Linked DNA regions of Homo sapiens: region 1 is linked to region 2. Evidence: chromatin loops called from intact Hi-C (ENCODE). Cell type or tissue: endothelial cell of umbilical vein. All regions are shown on one strand. Each heading gives the region's core, and the rest is flanking DNA. Links, peaks and the distances in the headings are about the cores only.

Region 1 (2,930 bases), core at 184-2,683, 200 kb before region 2:
TACTTAGCAGTCTTGCATAAATTTTTAAACTTGGGATACAAAAAAAAAGATAGATCATAGCCTAAATTTTACTAATCACACTGGGTAGTCTTCTTAGTAACACTGTCTATTCTTTTCTGTTCCAAATCTCAGGGGCAAGATAATTTGCTCATTTCTTGTGCCTAGACTTTAGGAACTTGAAGCTTCTTTTCAACAAAAAAGAGAACATGGAAATTCACATTCAGTGTATTCTAGACCAAGTAAAGCCAAGGAGGTCAGCAAAAACAGGACGTGTCTACTAAAATCACAGACCTGGTAGCTAAGGAGCAGGAAACCGAGCATAACCAAGCAGAGGTATTCAATATTATTTCTGCCTTTATCATCTAAAGATATTATTCACATGGGCAACATGCTATGTCCAGTAATTGTGCGTATTCTCTCATTTATATGGAAGTTTCTGTGCTAGCTGAAATGGTACCGTCTCCTTTTCCCCAGTGAAGCCAGCTTACCAGTTGGTCTCAGCAAAACAGACATTTTCTGCTTTGGGCTTTCACAGTAAATATAAGATATAATGGGTGCCTGTTCCTCAAACTTTAACCCTTGCATGTATCCAAGATATTTAAGATTTGGTACATACTATCTGATAAAAATGAGATTAGAGTCATGTAACAGGAAGACCAGTAGATCTCTAGCCTGTCATTAGCCACTGGGGCAAAGGTAGGTAAACAACAATACAAGAGAAACATCTTGGTTAGCATAGACCAGCAGAGAAAGGAAGCCTTGAAGAATTCAAATCAGAGATGCCAAGTGAGTCTATTAAAAAACCGAATAGAGGAGTTTTCATGACTAAACAGAGACAAACATCTTTCAGTAGCAGGTGGTACAACGCACAAAACATGTAATCTGAAACTTTTTCCAAATTATTTTTCTTATATTTTTATTATAATGTTTTGGAATTACTTTACTTTTAGAAACTGCATAAAATGTATAAAGGAATAATTTATGACACTTGTCATAAGAGAAATTATAGTACAAAAACTGAGTCGGATATGCAAACCTTAGTCAATGTGAAAATTTAGGTGTTGTAATAGAGTTACATACAGGATTCACTACAGGCAGTAGACAGAGTTGATTACCTAAGTGCCTCTAGGCAAGAAGTATAGCAGGGAGAGCTTCAGAGAGAAAAGAGGGTTTAGTTGTTTGAAGGATGAGTAATGATTTTCCAAGTGATCAAGGAGAGACAGTTTTCAGACAGTTAGAACAAATGGAAGATAGCATAGGGAGTAGAAACCCTGAGAAGCTTCTGGGGAGCTCCACATAGATTCATCTGGATAAGCTGTAAGTTATGATCATAGGGGAAAGAACATGAGCTTTGAAGTAAGACAAGCTCTGACTCAAAGATCTGACCCACCACTAAGTAGCTAGGTGACTTTGAACATGTTAATTAATGTATCGGAGTCTTATGATTTTAAAGGAGAGAATAATAATTATTTTCTAGGGTGTCTGTGAAAACTAAAAGGAAATAGAATCTAAAATATCTCATAGTATCTAGTTGAAGAAGATGCTCAACAAGTGATAGCTATTGTCATTCTTATCACCATGATTATTGTCACCTTCAAATTGAAGAAGTAGATTCATGTAAGTCCTTGCATTCCACACTGACTGCATATGTAGGAGACATTTGAAGACTTAAAGCAGGCTGGATGTGGTGGCTCATGCCTATAATTCCAGTACTTTAGGAGGCCGAGGCAGGTGGACCATTTGAGGTCAGGAGCTTGAGACCAACCTGGCCAACATGGTGAAACCCTGTCTCTACCAAAAATACAAAAATTAGCTGGGCATGGTGGTGCACACATGTAATCCCAGCTACTCGGGAGATTGAGCAGGAGAATAGCTTGAACCGAGGAGGCGGAAGTTGCAGTAAGCCAAGACTGTACCACTGCACTCCAGCCTGGGTGGCAGAGTGAGACTGTCTCAAAAGACAAACAACAGACAAACAAACAAACAAATAACCTTAAAGCAGAGAAAAAGCAAGCTCAAACACATGTATTAGAAAAATCGCTCTGGCAGCACCATGGAAGATGGAGATGATTGAGTTAGGAGAAATAGTGAGAAGACAGTGGCAATACATTTTCAGCCTTGGAAAGCTAAGAGTGCAGAACGAAGGCACTAAGAATTGAGGTAGAGAGATGTGTGTCATGTCTAATTTTCCCCCTTTTCTGTTTTTTCCATGCGAAGCTTAAGTGGTTTATGGAAGGCATCCAATACGAAGTCACAATTAAGGTTGCTGTGGTTACAGTGAGAAAGAAGAAAATACTGTTGATCTTTTCTTCCAAGCCCCATTCTTACAACAGTAATTTTATTACACAGTATTTCAGAATATCATGTTATAGCTAATCTTCTGCCAGGGAAGTTTTCTGTTTGGGGCTTCCAAAGTAAATATAAAATACAATATAATGGATGTCTCTCCCAAAAACTTTACCTTTAAATCTTGATTTAAGATTCAGTACATAATATCTGATAAAAATGAGCTTAGAGTGATGTCGCCATAGATAAGAAACAGTGCGTAAACACATGAATGTGGTTGCTGGGCTTTGCCACTCTTACTCAGACTGCGCTAATACTACACAAATTCTCTCTCATAACCAGTACAGCTTCTTGTCTAAAAGGTTTAGTTTTTACAACTTTTAAGGAAGCTCATTCATATCTTCTTCTAAACCTACTGGAAATTTTAGCTTTGTTTCTTCTAAGCATCGTGTTAACTTTTTGTTAAGAAGTTCCTACTTAATGGGGCACAATGGCTAAAATCAATACCTAATCATACTGTCACCTGACATTGACCTAGCCTGCTTTTTATAGTCTTCGCTCCCAAAATGTTTATATTCTAAAAGCAAGGTAGGCTATTAATAATTGAATGCAAATATAGTAGACAAGAGTAGTTATGTTCTTAC
Region 2 (2,930 bases), core at 321-2,820:
CAAGTTAATTTCACTGAGGGCAAGAAGTTCACTTTTACTGAGCCATGTCCTGATTCCCATGTCCTGGATAGAAGAGTTCAGTGCTCTTGGCCCCTGGAACTGAGGACATGTCAATTTAGAAGCTTGCAGCAGCCACATTTTTTCACCATAATTTCACCCATAAGTGGGTGAAACAGATAAAACCAGGCTGCTGAAGTGATTAACAAGCCAGAGTGCCCATGAGAAAGACCATGAGGCATGCTGTGAAATGTGTCAAAAAAAGCTTAGTTTCCTGAAAGTTTGCTTCTTCCTGATTTGCTTAATAAATAAATCTTCTTTTTAATTAACAGGTTATCTATTTTTAATTTTTAGCATGCTCCATCTAGTTTTTACGAACTAGTCAACAAGATACCTTTTACTTATTTAAATTCATGTGACTGATGATCAAAGCTGGGATTTGGGACAGTTCTTAAAGCAGGCCTCAAAACCAGGCCACTTACTGCTCTTCTTTCCAGAGACTCAGGATTGAACTTATTCTAAAGAAGATTCAGGAACTCAAATCATACTGTTTCTGTTAAGTAATGCTGGCTATTCTTCCATTTTGCAACTGGAACCAAGAACCCCAATTCTATCTGGACTGCCTGTTGCTTTATTTCAGATTGCATGGTTTCTTCAGAACAGGGTCCATTAGCTAAACAAAGACCCTGCGGGCTTCAGTGGTGGGAAGAAAGAAGGAAAGTGTTAAGATATTCTGATTCCTTTAGGAAGAAGGAAGGAAAGAAACAAGACAGAAGTAAGCTGTGAAATATAAAAAATAGATCAGAGGTATCTAGAAAGAGAAAAAAATGAGGCAGAAAAAAAGGAAAACAAGGAGAAGGAAAGGACTGTTGGTCAGGTTTATCACTGCTCGTGCGCAGGCCAACAGACACTGAATGAAAAAAGAAGTTGCCTCTGTAAGCCTCTACAAGTCTAATCTTCAAAACAAAACACAGTTATGAGAAAAAGAAGAGGTTCCTTCTGTGTTTAGAATGTTCAGGAAATAGGAAAGACAGTCTGTTAATATAGCTATTTTTTGTATAATTTTAAAACTGTGTCTGAAATGCTATATATACGTATATATGTATATATACACATATATATACGTGTATATATACACATATATACATATGTGTGTGTATGTGTGTGTGTGTTTGTGTGTGTGTGTATATATATATATATATATATATATATATGATAGAGTGGAAGTCTACACACAGATAGAAAGGGCAAGTAAAATTTTGCATGCTACTAAATAGGACCTTTAGTTAGATAAGATAATTTTTGAACTAGTTGGCAAGCCAATAAATGATTTTTAAGCGATGATCACAGTTACCCCCGTTTTGTTCTGGATTTTGCGGCCCTCTCTAAGCTCTCTGTCTCTAGTTTCTTTTATGCTCAATTTTTCTTTCATAAAGCAACCAGAATGATATGTTGACAGCAAAAATTTGACTGTTCGTCCCTGGCATAAAAATCTTCAGTGACTTTCTATATATTTTGAGGAAGCAAAATCTTATTAGCCCAATACAAGTTGTCCTTAGCATATGTTTGGACCTACATTTTTATTTTTATCCCATTTGCAATCAAACTGAGCTACTACCTCCTTCCCCTAACATTTAACATGTTGTTACCTTAGCCTGAAGCTGCCCTTTCTATCCTCCTCTCTCAATACATCACTGACGGTCTTTAAAGGGTATCCTTTAATAGCAACTGTTAGTTCCTTTATTGGTCTTTGCTTCCTCTTAACCCCATGACATTTTTTTCTCCTTTGCCATGTGTTACTGACATTGCTATATGACAAGCAGTTTACTCAATTAACTCATTTTCTTCCAAAACAACTCTATGAGATAGGTATTCTCATTATCATTTGTTTTATAAAGAAACTAGAATGTAATCTATCCAAAGACACAGGAATGTTAGGAGTCAAAACCAAGATTTGAATCCTAGTATCCTGGCTACATAGCCCACTATCCTCACCATGCTGCCTCTTTCACAGCTCATGTTCTGTCCATGGTTATTTGCAATTTCTCTCTCCCACTAGAATGTAAACTCATTGAAGGCAGATATATCTTGTTTTTGTTTCCCAAGCAGTGATTATAGATTAAAGTGCATATATGCATGTATAGATTTTTCCTTAATTGGATAGAGAAGGATGGTATTATATTTGGAAGTCTATATGTATTATAGACAGCTACAGAATTTTACACTGCAATGAAGTATTCATCTGAGGTGCCTCTAGTAAAGGTAGATAATCAACTCATAAGCAGCAGATAAAATAAAATCATCTACACTCTGTGGTTTAAAAAGGGGAATATTCATTTTTGTTACTCAAAATCTTTGTGTCCTGAATCCTTTTTCTTACTAGAAAATGTGAAACAGGAAAGACTTCATTAGACCTAAATGTGAAGGCATTTTTAGAACATAAAACTGTGACCACATTCCAAAATTTTGTTTTCCTGTCCTTACTTCTTCTACTTTCACATCATTACCAATATTCTTTTAGTATAATTAATCTACAAAACATCATTCATCTAAAATATGGTGGAAATGTAAAGAATTCACCCTAGTTCCTTTGACCATGCAGATGACCAGATATTGTTTTGATCTAAATGGTTCCACTGAATTTTTATCATTAAACTGGAATGACCCTTTTCCTGGCTTCTTTTCATGCTCTCCATCTGAAGCTATTTGTATTTGTTTGTTGATTTTTATATGCCTCATAAGCAAGTCTCAGCAATAGCATAAGCAGCTTATAGTTCTTTCAATGAAGGTTATGGTGCATGCTGTCCATTTCATTTGTATCTTTAAAAAATAATTGCTGAGAAGCGTCTTAATCCTATTACATTTAGTAAATGTTTTCAAATTCTGATAAAATAACATGTAAAATACTAATTAAAAGTATAGATGATTTTTCT

Evidence for each region. A loop is a pair of places that touch in the nucleus more often than their neighbours do. Peaks named below come from ENCODE experiments on the same cell type or tissue, not always from the same donor. Only the 100,000 strongest peaks of a DNase experiment are listed, where the experiment ranks them.
Region 1: it touches region 2 in a loop (2.1-fold over the local background); 3 of 110 quality-filtered maps call a loop at or near these places.

Annotation. Positions count from the first base shown.
Region 1 is chr12:78,593,456-78,596,385 of GRCh38, reverse strand. No RefSeq gene overlaps it. Among named protein-coding and RNA genes, the nearest start is that of LINC02424, 240 kb to the right of the region's middle. In endothelial cell of umbilical vein, for the core only: no CTCF peak of the experiment used is centred there; no DNase peak of the experiment used is centred there.
Region 2 is chr12:78,393,412-78,396,341 of GRCh38, reverse strand. No RefSeq gene overlaps it. Among named protein-coding and RNA genes, the nearest start is that of LINC02424, 35 kb to the right of the region's middle. In endothelial cell of umbilical vein, for the core only: no CTCF peak of the experiment used is centred there; no DNase peak of the experiment used is centred there.